3 separate regions of the Homo sapiens genome follow, and all the other regions are linked to region 3. The links are chromatin contacts, found by Hi-C or POLR2A ChIA-PET in ENCODE. All regions are on one chromosome and are shown on one strand. Each heading gives the region's core, a stretch centred on a gene start or an enhancer-like site at or near the end of the contact. The rest is flanking DNA. Distances are from core to core; before and after follow the strand shown. Region 1 holds the start of TLCD4 (TLC domain containing 4). Region 2 holds the start of CNN3 (calponin 3). Region 3 holds the start of GCLM (glutamate-cysteine ligase modifier subunit).

Region 1 (4,070 bases), core at 1,007-3,506, 1.2 Mb after region 3:
TATATATAATATATATGTTTGTTTTTGAGACAGAGTTTCGCTCTTATTGCCCAGGCTGGAGTGCTATGGTGTGAGCTCGGCTCACACAACCTCTGCCTCCCAGGTTCAAGCGATTTTCCTACCTCAGCCTCTCGAGTAGCTGAGATTATAGGCAAGCACCACCATGCCTGGCTAATTTTTTATATTTTTAGTAGAGACAGGGTTTCTCCATGTTGGTCAGGCTGGTCTCGAACTCTCAACCTCAGGTGATCTGCCCGCCTCAGCCTCCCAAAGTGCTGGGATTACAGGCGTGAGCCACTGCACCCAGCCATGAACTGGATATTTTTAAAGAGATTAAGCTACCCTGAATTTTTCAGGAAAAAATACAGTTGATGTATTCTTCTACCTCCTAAGGTCACTGAGTTTTAATTAGCTTAAAACTTGCAACATTCAACTACTATTTACTGAATTCCTCTCATAGCTCAGGCCTTGTCCTTGATATATTAACTTATATGTTCTGTACAATCTCAAAAACAATCTTGCAGTTTTCATGAGGCATTTGTAGAGGCCTAATATGAAGGAATATAGTGGGACATAGAGTATAGTGGATTTCTGTGGGTTTACCTGGCTTTGGTTACTGCTGTTGGTGTTAGAGAATTATGCATATCAAAGATAATGATGGTGCATTTATCAGGAAAGAACAGAGCTACTATCAGCCACCAGAGACTAGCATGGGAGAGTTTCTGTAGGAGGTAGTGTTGATACAGACTCTTGAGAGGACACTGTGAAATTGGTATTTTCTGGGCTGACTTCACAGATGTTCACATATAACCATCCTGCCCACAGAGAGTTATGAAATAGCTATGTGAGTGCACAAGGTAGCTATTGCGCAAACCAAAGTTGTCAGGTACTGCACATATTGTGAAGGGACTATGATGGGACACCGTGTGGTTCAAAGAGCACTGGAGCCCTGGTACATCCTGAGAGTCTTGGGGAGAAAAAGGGGAACACGCATTTGGGGGCCTGAAAGATCTTTCTCTCTGCTTGACTGCAGGGCAGGTTTCTGTCCCTCCCTGTTCTGTGGTATAGATTTTGTCTTTTCCACATCAGTCCAGGTCTTCAGAGTCACTATGAATTATTATTACCATTTTAAAGATGAAGAAATTGAGCCTCAGTGAGGTTCAGTTAGCTAAAGGCACACAACTCTAATAAACTGACAGAATTCCAGGTTCTGATTTAAATTCTATTGCCCTCTCTTGAAAATAAACATGGACAGCTTATATGAGCTTTTGTGTATATATTTTCTGGTCTAAATCTGCGGCAGATATGTGTGTCTTTCTGCGCATGTATATAGTAGATCAAATATGTTAGCTCTATTGACATTTCTTAGAAATAAATATCCTGTTATCAATGATAGTGTTTACAAATTATTTATTTAGAACTTACCTCTTTTCAAGAAAAGGCCTTGTGATTGCTCTCTGCGAATTATAATGCATGAGTATACCTCTTTGTTATTTTGTTTTGTTTCAGACAATTATCTCTGGTTGATGCAGATCACTTGGAGGCTTTTGGGGCTGTATATAACAGGTCAGAACATCTATTTAATGTCAAACTTTATCTACTAGGCAACTTGGAATTCTCAGCCAGCACCAAATATTCAAATCCAACTTCCACACCCCGACAACAGAGGGGTTCCGGGTGTAGGTGTAGTGCTGGTGCACCCATGAGGGTGTTTTTCAGGAATTCTGGAGGTGGTGCTGGAGAGAACACGCTTCTTCTACACGCGCCCCCTACCAGTTTGGTATGCACCTGCAGCCCCAAAGAAGAACTGGCGGGACTCGAGTGTGGCCGTGTCAGACGTGGCAAGAAAAACCAGCAGTTGCCTTTTCATCTCTTTTCTGATGATCTAACCATGAAGTCCCCAGTATTTGAGCATTTAAGGCAGAATGTAAATTCATAATTTAAGAAGATTTTTTGTTACGTGGCTAGCCCAGGTACTGACCGCTGCGGGGGCGGGCTCACACAGTTCCCCCGCTGGCAAGTTTTGTGACTTGCTTTGGAAAACCCGGGAATTGCACCCTCTGCCCTTGGCAAGGTGTGAGCTTCCAGGATCTCTCCGCTGCGACTTCGGGTGTTAGGGTTTTTGGGCTCTTTCCGGGACCCAAGTTCCAGGGCAAGAAGGTCTGCTCGGCGGCCCGCCTCGGGGCCCCGCCCACTTTGGCCAGGGTCGGAGCCGCCCGGAGCGGGAGCCGGAGCCCGAGCGGCCGCGGCCCCTTTAAGGAGCAGCTCTGCGGTAACCCGAGCCCGCAGTCCGGGCGGGCGCGACGGCCGCCGCGGTAGCTGGAGCCTCCGCGACTGCACCTCCAAGCGGCCCGGAACCCGCGGCTTCCCTGGCTCCCGTGAGCATCTCACCGGGCGGCACTGGCCAGCGCCAGCCCTCGGGCCGGCCCGGATGAGCAGACTCCTGTAGACACCCGCCGCCCTCTCCCGGCTCGGCGCAGCCGCCGCCCGCGCGCGACTCGCCCCGGGACCCGGCACAGGTGACGCCGTTTGGAGGGGGGGTTGGGGAGGAAGGCGGGCTTGCCTCGCCCCGCGGCTCCCCCGCGCCAGCCGCCAAGCGCAGCCCGCGGAGAGGGGTGCCGCGGCTTCCCGCCCCTGGCCTAGCGCGGCCGAGAGCTCCTGCGCCTGGAGGCTGGGTGGGCGTCCGGCGCGCGGGAGGCGGCCCGGGGCTCCCGGGCGGGCTCCGGCAGGTGTGTGCGGAAGGCTCAGCATCGTCCCCGCCCGGCGGGCCACGGCGTCGCTCCGGGAGCAAATGGTGTCCCGGGGCCCGCGGCCCCCGCGCCGCCCGGGCGCCCCGCATTCCTCTCGCGTTTCTCGGGCTGCACGATTCCGGCTGCCCTGTCTGCCTGGCGGTGCCTCTCGGGTCTGAGCTTAAAGCGGGTGGGTGCAAACCTTTGGGCATCCAGGGAGAGCTTTCTTGTTAGAGCCCACACACAATCGGGCGCATCAAGTGGGTAAGTCCCCCTCCCCCGCCGCCACCTTCTGAAACAAGTAGCTCTTATTTACCCTTGCAGTTCTCAAGTGGGTCCCATTTTTAGCCACTGAGTGCTGAAAAGTCTAGTGGGAAGGGACCAGGCGTAGAGTCGGAGGGAGAAATTGGTTTCTATTTCCATCTTTACCTCTGTAACCCCTAAGTGCCTCGGTTTACCCAGCCATGAAATGGGATTCGTAATGCCAGCAGTTTCCTACCCCTCCAAGACGGCAGAAAAACCTCTGTGAAAACACTTTGAGTCTAAATTCATTTAAGAGTCGCTGTTGCTGGTCTGTATATTTTTAATTGTACACACATTTGAGTGTTAATGTGGTGCACACTTTTATATGAAATTATGAAATTTACTTTAAAGACTGATCTTGGATAATGTTTAATCCAAATACCAGTTTGGAGAAGATGGAAGAGTTTGTGTGGACCCTAGGAATTGATGTGTGAAATAGGAAAAAAGATTTAATAAAATCTTTACGCAGTCATAAATGGAGTTGAGAAAAATTGACCTTGGATTGTGGTGTTTTAAGTGAGTTACTCCCGTGCCAGCGCATGGTGTCGATTGAAATGTAGCTTCATCTTTGTGTAGCCGATTAAGGTAATAAGTTAGAGAATCCCAGCTCCCTTTTAATTGTGCTATATATGAGGAATTTTTATCCTTGCTTATCTTTTCCTTAAATTGGGCGAAACGAAATTAGAAAAGTGTATTCCCGCCGTGTTAGAAAATATGAAAGAATGGGTGAAGAACCATGGATTTTAGTTTATTTGCCACGCCCCTCCTGTGCCATCTGATAACCCAGAGAATATTTTGAGGGTGCTTCTTTTTTTTTCTACGCCTGCAACTCCTTTTGTCCCATTACCTCCCTCTGGAGTTTGAATCTTTACTGTCCTCATCCTTGAGATGAATTTTATCTGTTTAGGCTGGATGCCTCTGACCCAGCTGCCCAATCAGTCATTATTTATTTACAGTATTAGATTTCCATTTATATTCATTTCACTCTAAGCCTTCTTTACCCTGGTGGAAAGAATAATGGGTCTTTGCTACTAATGC
Region 2 (4,520 bases), core at 221-2,720, 1.0 Mb after region 3:
CATAATTCGCTTCACACCGCCTACCCCCGCAGCCCCGGGATGTTCCAGCTCTGACAATGCCAGTGCCTTCCACCAGCGGTCGGACGGTGCGGTGGCAATCCTGACATGCTTGGGCTCCCGGGAGGTTAATGGGAATTAAACCACAGGCAGCCCTCCTTTGTGGCGCTTTGGCCAGAACAGCAGAAAGGAGACAATGAGCGTTCTGTGCACAGTTCCGCGCCGATTGGCTGGTCTCTCCCCCCAGAAACCCCTGATGTCATGGGCTTGGAATGCAGGGAGGGAGGAAGGAAGGAGAGGATTTGGGGAGGGGGACGCCTCTCATCTCTTTCCCAGGCCAAAAGTCCTAAAGATAAACCTAACGCATTCTTGGGCTCAGTGGCAAAGCTGAGCGTCACCAAATCCCAATCGCTCCAAACTATAAGCCGCCTCAGCAAACAAGCCCCAAACAAAAGCAACCCACAAAAATAATCCTTTATGTCGTGAAAGTCTAATGTACTTCAAACTTCTCAGTGTTTCATAAAAAGTCTCAAGCCTAAGCAGATATCACTCGCACAGTGGCGCGCTCAGGCTTTGTCTCCATTTCCCGCAAAAGCAACAGCAGAAGCAGCAGCAGCAATCTGCCTCCAAATGCCTCCCAGGCACCGAGATCGGAGACTGTGATGGGTCCCGGACCGGCTTCCGTTCCTCGGGGCCCCTGGGGTCGGCGGGACATTAGGCGGTCTCTCTCCCCGTGGGGAGGCGCGGAGTCCGCCAGCACCCGGGGCCCGGGCAGATGGCGGGGGCTGCGGCAGCGGCTCGCCGGGTCCCTGGCCGCGCAGACGGGCTCCGCCTAAGGGCGAGTGGCCACGCAGGAGCGCCCCCTTCCCGGAGGGCGCGTTCTGCAGTCACCAAACGGCCCCCGAGACCCCCGCAGCCGGAAAGGCTGGCGCCGCGGGACTCCAGGCGCCCGGGAACCCACCGCCAGCCACTAGTCCTGTCCCACGGCGCGGGAACAAAGCCAGGCGGGTGCCCGGGAGCCGGCCCCGCAAGCCCGGGGACTGGACGCGACCGGGACAGGCAGAGACGCTCGCGCCGCCTCGACGGCCCCTCTCCAGGAAAACGGTGAGCCACAGCGCGAAGAGCAAACGAAGCACGGCCCAGCGCCAGGCCAGCCCAAGGGTGCCCCGGGGGCCCCCGCGCCCGCCCGAGCCAGGCGTACCTTGTTCTTGACTTCGGCCGAGAGCCCATAGGAAGGGCCCTTGTTGAAGTGGGTCATGGTGGTTCGGGCGGCGGGAAGAGACAGCGCTGGGGTCCGGGGTCTCTCGCACTTCGCTTCCCCGCTCCTGGCCCCGAGGAGTGGCCGCCGCGGGGGATGCTCGAACTCCCTCCTCTGGGAGGCGCAGGAGACGGCCGCGGGGCGCGGGCGGTGCCTGGGCGACTGGGTCCAACTGGGTGCTACAGAGCCTCGAGCTCCGCTGCGAAGCACCCGGCTGCCTCGCTCGCCGCCCGCACCTCGGTTCCCCACAGGCCGCCCCCGCCTCCGCCTGGGCCTTCGAGGATTGGCCGCCGGGCCCGACCAATGGAGGGCCGCCTCCTCCCGCCTCTGCGCCGAGGGGCGGTGCGGCCAATTGAAGGGCCGCGGGGGCCGCTTTCCCTCCCGCTCCCTCCCCGCGAGGTCCCCGGCCCCCGCCCCAGCCCTCACGCCACCGGGGCCGGCGGCTAGGCGGCCCCGCCCCCGGGCTAGGCAGGGCGCCTGGGGGCTTCCCAGCCACAGGCCATTCACGTCAACCTCCAGGCATCCTCCGCGGCGGGCCGGACCGGGCCGGCGGAGGGGAGCGGAAGCCCACCGGGGCTGGCCCGCCGCTGACCCGCCGCCTCCGTCTGCCTCCTCCCGGGCTCTGGGCCCAGCGCGCCCAGATGCCGGGCAGGACCCCTCCGCCCGCTGCTGGAACACCAATAGCAGCGTTGGAGCCTCTGGGCCGGAGGAACTGGGGCCTCCACCGACACCTGCTTCTTCCCTCACCTCGCAGCCTTCCACACCTGTTGATCTGACCTCTGCCCCGCTGCCGCCCAGGAGTAACCTAAGGCTTTTGGCCTGATTCGAGCTCACTCCGTCTAAACCTCTAAATGCGGTGCGAAAAAATCCTGGGGAATGTGCCATGCAAAGCCTGGGCATTTCAAGTGCTTTTCTGGATTCGCATCAACTCCTCTTTACAGGCATCTTTATCCGGAATTCAGCTCGTCCCAAACCCCACGTGGTGTAGCTCTGCTTGTGTTTTTGAATCCCGGGGCCTCTTTGAATCAGAAGCCCTTTGTATAGAGATAAGTATCCTTTAGGCCAGAATCAGCCTCCATTTTTTTCGCAGTCCCATTTCCTACCCGTAATACTTTCTTCTGATTTTAAAGCCATTTGATAGAGAAGGGACAGGGAACAGAACCTTCGCCCCCCGCCTGAGCAGCTGGTAGACTAGATATCTTCCAAACATTATCTCATTTACTTCCCTGGAGTTACAAATAGGTAGATTTCATGTCCGTTGAGGGGTGAGAAAGCTGAAACTTTGAGACTTAAGAATCCTGGCCGAGGTCAGCCTCCTCCGAAGCTTCATCTCTTGCCACCACTTTCTGGTGCACACCTAGGACAGATTTCAATCCCTGAGATCCCAGGATGAAACCTATGTTTGCCAAATACCAGCTACTGTGCCAGAAGAGATCATGGAACCAGGTGTGGAAAGCTGCTTGAGAAGAGGAGCCAAAACATCATAGTTGAACCGTCCTGGAATAGAAGTGAGTAAGGTGAACCAGGTGTGGTGGCTCATGCCTGTAATCCTAGCACTTTGGGAGACCGAGGTGGGAGGATTGCTTGAGGCCTGGAGTTCAGGAACATCCTGGGCAACATAGCAAGATCCTGTCTCTACAAAAAATCCAAAGTTTTTTTAAATTAAAAAAAAAAAGTGAGTAAGGCAGCTTGAACCGGAAATGCACAAAACTGCTATCCAGTTTGCAAGGCTTTTCCCAATGACTTTGAGGGATGGAACCTGAAGGAAGCGGGAGGAGGCAAATAGGGAGGAAAGTGAAATGATTTATAAATGACTTGCTAATTTTGTCCAAAGGGAGTAATGATAATTAGGGCATTCTTCCCACACGAAGATGACACAATTGACCCAATATCATTGAGGCTAACAGTTTGGGCTGTTTTTCCAGTAGTATGACAGTGACGGTGTGTCAACCGCAGGACCTCACCCACATTTCTTTGGGACCTAGGAGTGTGGGAAATAGCAGCCAGATTTGAGGTACAAATCATGGTGTCCAGCCTGCAAAGCCTTTTTGCAGCAATCTAAGCCTGACTGCTCCTGTTGTATGCTCAAAGTCATTTTAATCTACTTTAGCTTATTGTAAAATGTTCAAGAATTGTATTTTGTCTTGAAAACCATGAATTTTATTGTTTAGGGGGAGTTATTTTTTAAGGAGTGCAGGATTTCAGTTTTGGATGATGAAAAAGTTTTGAAGATGGGTAGTGACAGTGGTCACACAACATTGTAAATGTACTTAATGCCATTGTACACTTACGTGACTTTAAAGTAAACATGAAATTTTCTACATTTGTTTGTTTGATCAACTGTTATCCTCCCTAAGGTACTTGAAGTTCTTTCTGACATTGCCACTGGAACTTACTATTTAAATATTGTTGGTCCTCTTGGATTCCATCAGTACTCCAGAGACTTCCTTCGTTTCTAATTTAACTCATTGTGTAAGAATACGTAATGCTGTTGTTAGCACTAGGGAATGTATCTGAGTCTCATGCACCAAAGTGTGTTAGCAGCAGCAAATCTGTATGGGTCTGCAGCAACCTCAATTCTTGCCTCCTCCAAAGAAAGAATTCTACCGAGAGGCATAAGGCAGAGGGAGAGGCCAAGGCACGTTTTAGAGCAGGAGTGAAAGTTAGAGCAAGAATGAAACGAAGTAATGTACACTTGGAAGAGGGCCAGGCGGGCAACTTGAGAGATTCAAGTGCGCTGCTTGACCTTTGACTTGGGGTTTTATACATTGGCATGCTTCCAGGGGGTTGTGTCCCTTTTCCCCTGATTCTTCCCTTGAGGTGGGCTGTCTGCATGTGCAGTGGCCTGCCAGCACTTGGGAGGGACCACATGCTCAGTGTGTTAACTGAGGTTGTACGCATGCTCACTTGAGGCATTCTTCGCTTACTAGTCAAGTGTTCCTAGAAGAAGGTCATATATGAGTACCAGTTAAATGCCACCATTTTGCCTCTTAGTTCACACCTGTGAGCCCACTCAGCCAACTCCTAAGATCCTATCCAGAAGCTGCTGATCACCAGTTGTAGGTATTTTCTAGCCATTGGGAGACTGCCTTTCCCTGGTGCCGGCTGTGACCAGTTATTATTTTAGAGAGACAGTTTAACAACTGCCTGACCACCTGATGGTTGCGTGACATTCCTGGTGGGAGCGGGGAGCCCTCTCCTGCTCTGCTTGTGTCTGACTACCTACTGTGGCACTATAGAATCAAATGAGAAAAACTTAAAATTT
Region 3 (4,563 bases), core at 1,822-4,321:
GAGCAGAACCAACTAGAGGTTAAAAATTCTATCGGAAGTGCTTTGGCTCAAATCGTGGGATAATTCTAAGAAATTTCCCTCTGGAAGGATGGCTCATTTGCACACTTGAGGCTTTCCTGATGAATTCCTCAATTCAGGAAGGTAAGTCTATTTTTATAGTATTCACCCTCTTCTTGAAACCATTTCTTTAATTAATCTTGGATTCTGCAAAATGTCAGGACAAATAATAAAACAGTCTAATGTTACAATTACGTAGGAAATTCATTGACTTTATCACAAGCCTAATTATTTTTAATCTTGTAAATTACATGTTTGCTATATTGACTAAACATTAACCTTGTACTTGGGTTAATGTTTGTCATTAACATTAATGTTTATGTTTGTTCTCCGCTCTCTTCATTCTTATAATACACACCCAATATCACTGAGTATAAGCATCACCACAACTTAGCCTACCATTAGATCTGGAGTTGTATAAGAATTTTTTAAATACCATGATTCAACCGGTCAAACACCCTTACAACAAAGAACTGGGCAAAACAGTCCTATAATGGTCCACTTACAAACTATTTGATTTCATAAAATTCCAGTGAGACAAAAAATCTGGGCAGAGGTCATAACATTTTTTAAAAAATTAGAACTAGAAGAGACCTTGTAAGAAATTTAACTGAACTCTTGACCCAACACGTACATTTTCTCAAAAATAAGTGATTTGTTCAGTTTACTTAATTTCTTCAGTGAAGCGGAACTGTTCCAAGTAGTACATCCCAATTTGGAGCTCTGGGTGTTACAAAGTTCTTTTACATAGAAACAAAATGTGCCTCCCCTTTTGCTCTTACCAAGCAGTCATAGTTTCCCTACAGTATGATGCCATTCCTTCAAGTTTTCCTGAAATGTTTTCTAGTTTCTTTAGTTTTATCCTACTGTTATGAAGCACCCTAAATAAAACACTAGAAACCAGAATTAGTCCTTTGAACAATGTTTTACAAACTGTGGTGTGTGACTCTGAGCATCAAGAAATCAACATTTTAAAAATTAAAATAAAAGAAAAAATCAGAATATACGGTATAAGGGCTAATATCTTTTTGTGAAACCTGTTTCAGATATACTGATTATACAACTATTAACTGGATTGCAAAGTAAAATGTACTTCTTACTGTGTTTGCAGTCAGAAACTCTTTTGAGTCACTACTTTAGAGTATGCTATTGTGAGATAGGTAAAATTTCACCCAATAATATCAATATACGTGCAAAATTCTGTATTGAACTACCACCAACAGTACTGGAAGAAATTAAGAGTCTATGTACCGAATACAGAAATATTTATCTGTGGGAGAAACAGCCAAAGTAGGTGGTTTAAATAAAACAAAACATACACACTGAGCTGGAACGTGAACACAGAATATGGTACAGACTCAGATTCCTACTAAAGTTACAAGCAAGAGTTCTCATCTCTTGATGGGCACTGACCCCAACAACAGGCCTGGGCACAGGTCCAGCACTTAACTCAGAGGGATGCCGTGTGCTGCTGCATGGTCTGTTACCAACATCTCATAGAAGAGAGCAGAAACCACTTAGGAACACAGCTGATTTAGGAAGGTTTTTCTAAACACACATAGTTTAGGAAGGTTTTTCTCTTAATTAAGATTTATCTTTCTGATGGAACCAGATGACAGGGAGATAGATGCCTGCATGGTGAGCGTTTTCATATATTACCTCTTAATTCTCACAACAACCTGATGAGGAAGGTGTTATTATCCAACTTTAAAGTAATTTTCCAAAGTCATATAGCTCCTAAATCTAAAGATTTTGTTATTTTTTAAATACTAAAATTGTCCCATACCACCAATATGCACAATGTGCAGTGGATGACTATCCGCTCAGAAATGGCCAACAAATAGGTAACAAGTTTGTAATTCCAGATTAATCTCTGTCACCTCCAACTAGTGACTAGTCTTTTTATTTTCCAGTTTTTACAAAACTTTAATTTTTGAATTGATAGATTATATTTGTACATATTTATGGGGCACATGTGATATTCTGTTACATGCATAGAATGTACAATGATATTGTTACATGCATAGAATGTGTACTGATAAAGCATACATAGACGCACAGATAAGTGCATAAAATGTGTAATGACTAAAGTCAGGGTATTTAGGGTATTCCAAAGCCAAAATTGAGTGCTTACTCATTTGCCTCACTGCAATAGAGAGTCTAATGTCAACATTCTAAAAGTTAGGTGTACTATGAATACTACTTCATCTGAATGCACCAAAGGATAATCTCCGAAAATATTCCTTTACCTGGACAGGGTGGGGGAAGGAAGCGAGAGATGTGGAGAGAGACGGAGCGACGTCCTGGCCCTCTGTGACCTCCGTGCCAGGAAGAGGGACCCAGGATGTTTGAGAGTTTTGCTACCAGCCTTAAGCACCGAGAGAGGTGTCACTCAGTGCGCAGCTGCACCGGCTAAGTTTTTTAGACGCGTTGCCCTCGGCAGCGGGTTTGGACCCAAGGTCGCGTCGACACTGGCCTCAGCATCTGACCGCGGGCGGAGCCCAGGTGCGCGCGAGGCCCTGCCACCCTCCCTCGCCCGCGGGCGCTTCTCCCTTGCCGGAACCGCCCGGCCCCGCCCGAGGCCTGCCCCGGGAGCCCCGCGGCGAGTGTCGCCACGCTCACCTCCTCGCTGTGCGTGGACGGGCACTTCTTCCGCAGGCGGCCCCAGTTCAGCAGGTTCCCCGTCTGCAGGTGCAGGGTGCGGGCCCGCGCCAGGAGCGCCTTGGCCGCGCGGCTGTCGGTGCCCATGGCAGCGGCCGCCCAGGGGCCGCGCAGCGAAGGGGCTGCGGGCGGGCGGGCAGGCAGGCGGCCGCCCCACAGGACGCGGTGCCCGAGGCCCGAGAGAGACCCGAGAGGGAGCGCGAGGCTGCCGGCGCCGCGCGGCTGGAGCCTGGTCTGCGCTCGGGCCCGAGGGAGGCCGGACGGCGGCTGGGCGGCGGCGGGAAAGGAAGGCACCGGTGGCTGCGGCTCCGGCTCCGGCTACTGCGGCCGCAGCGGGAGAGCTGATTCCAAACTGAGGGAGCTGTTTCCTGGAAGACAATGACTAAGCAGAAATCGTAGCCGAGAAAGTGCTTCGTAACCGTTACTCATCCCGCGGCGGGGCAGGGGCGGGGCGCGAATGGGCTGCGGGACGCCGGCCCGCAAGTGACTGGCCCTTGGCCTGCGGCGGGCGTGGCGACGGGTGGTGCGCGGCGGGCGCGCGGGTCGAGAGAGCGTGGCGGCGCGGCCCGGAGCGCAGCGCGCGGCAGGGCTCCCCCTGGCGGTCAGAGGACAGCGCGAGGCAGACACCGCCTCCGCCTGGTGAGGTAGACACCGCCTCCGCCTGGTGAGGTCTCCCGGCGTTCAGGTCGCGGCTCCGCCCACGGCCGCCCCAGGGTGGGCTTCCTACACGTCTCTTTAAAGGGCAGCCTGAGCGGCCACCGGGACTCGGAAATGCTACGTAGTTTTCGTTCTCAGAAGCAGCTGTTTATGCGCAAGCGCCCCCTTCTTCTTTTCGCTTTGCTACCTTCAAGGACCTTCTCCCAAACTGCTAATTTTTCTTCATCCGTTAAAGGTCTATTGATTCACATTATTTGCTGGCAGTGTGTGAAGTCAACGAACAAGACTGAGTCTTTGCCCTTGAGACGCGTACACTCTACCCAGAGACAAGTTCTAAGCACAGGAAACAAGTAATTTTATAAGAACATCATAGGGCAGTTATTCTCCAGATGAATTCAGATTAAAGAGGACACTTGAGCCGGTGAGATCACAGAAAGCTTTTATCACCCACCCCTTTAGAGGTGGTCGAGATTATTTACCCCTATTAAATTTCACGTGTGGTGGTGGACTCGGTATAAACATCAAATTGAACATGTATTGAGCTTTCCTCAACAATCTTTCACATTCGTTGAGGTGAATCAGATTATTAAAGGCAAAATGAGATTCTCATTATAAGCGGGGACAATATAGCTATTGAAAAGAGAGATGAACCAGTTGGTAAAATGGTAAGAATTAGGGGAGGGATGGGAAAAAAGATCTTTCTAGGAAGTTAGAAATTGAGCCTGATGTTGAGTAAATATTTGTTGGCTGAATGAATGATGGTAAGAGTTCATTGAACGAGCTTGCGCTGCTTTTTTTTTTTTTTTTTGGATATTGATTTTTTATTATAGTGAAAGAGCTACCCACAAGCACCACCACTACTTAAACACATTTTGATGCACTGTAACATACAATTAACATTTGTTGTAAATAATTCCAACATATACAAAAATAGCAAGAATACTATAATGAAACCCGATATAACTATCTTCTGAACTCAAGATTGAATAAGATTTGTCTATACTTTTTGTTTTATAATACTTTAAGTTCTAGGGTACATGTGCACAATGTGCAGGTTTGTTACATATGTATACAAGTGCCATGTTGGTTTGCTGCACCCATTAATTCGTTATTTACATTAGGTATTTCTCCTAATGCTATCCCTCCGCCAACCCCCCACCCCATGACAGGCCCCAGTGTGTGATGTTT

The links. A loop is a pair of places that touch in the nucleus more often than their neighbours do. ChIA-PET counts read pairs that join two places held with the same protein, here RNA polymerase II (POLR2A). Pooled maps may share reads with other maps.
Region 1: a map of naive thymus-derived CD4-positive, alpha-beta T cell shows a loop between it and region 3 (6-fold over the local background). The contact joins the promoter of TLCD4 here to the promoter of GCLM in region 3. A Hi-C loop is called at or near these places in 1 of 168 maps with a recorded cell type or tissue (naive thymus-derived CD4-positive, alpha-beta T cell) and 5 of 50 pooled maps. POLR2A ChIA-PET finds 5 or more read pairs at or near these places in 1 of 52 experiments (activated CD8-positive, alpha-beta memory T cell).
Region 2: a loop to region 3 is called in a pooled map, with 6 times the contacts of the local background. The contact joins the promoter of CNN3 here to the promoter of GCLM in region 3. A Hi-C loop is called at or near these places in 1 of 37 single-sample maps with no recorded cell type and 5 of 50 pooled maps. POLR2A ChIA-PET finds 5 or more read pairs at or near these places in 1 of 52 experiments (activated CD4-positive, alpha-beta T cell).

Annotation. Positions count from the first base shown.
Region 1 is chr1:95,115,099-95,119,168 of GRCh38, forward strand. TLCD4 (TLC domain containing 4) reads left to right here and starts at 2,257. Exons shown (of 7, transcript NM_152487.3): 1 at 2,257-2,519. It overlaps TLCD4-RWDD3 (TLCD4-RWDD3 readthrough), which reads left to right and starts at 2,825. Exons shown (of 8, transcript NM_001199691.1): 1 at 2,825-2,993. RefSeq lists a cis regulatory region at 482-1,009 and silencers at 2,264-2,410, 2,338-2,617, 2,698-2,747.
Region 2 is chr1:94,925,640-94,930,159 of GRCh38, forward strand. CNN3 (calponin 3) reads right to left here and starts at 1,471. Exons shown (of 7, transcript NM_001839.5): 1 at 1,199-1,471. The coding sequence starts at 1,255. It overlaps CNN3-DT (CNN3 divergent transcript), which reads left to right and starts at 721. Exons shown (of 3, transcript NR_168377.1): 1 at 721-1,101. RefSeq lists silencers at 579-1,008, 1,109-1,988.
Region 3 is chr1:93,906,359-93,910,921 of GRCh38, forward strand. It overlaps GCLM (glutamate-cysteine ligase modifier subunit), which reads right to left and starts at 3,072. Exons shown (of 7, transcript NM_002061.4): 1 at 2,680-3,072. The coding sequence starts at 2,805. LOC124904221 (a long non-coding RNA gene) reads left to right here and starts at 3,234. Exons shown (of 2, transcript XR_007066230.1): 1 at 3,234-3,796. RefSeq lists silencers at 2,486-2,535, 2,586-2,945, 3,156-3,395 and an enhancer at 3,436-3,595.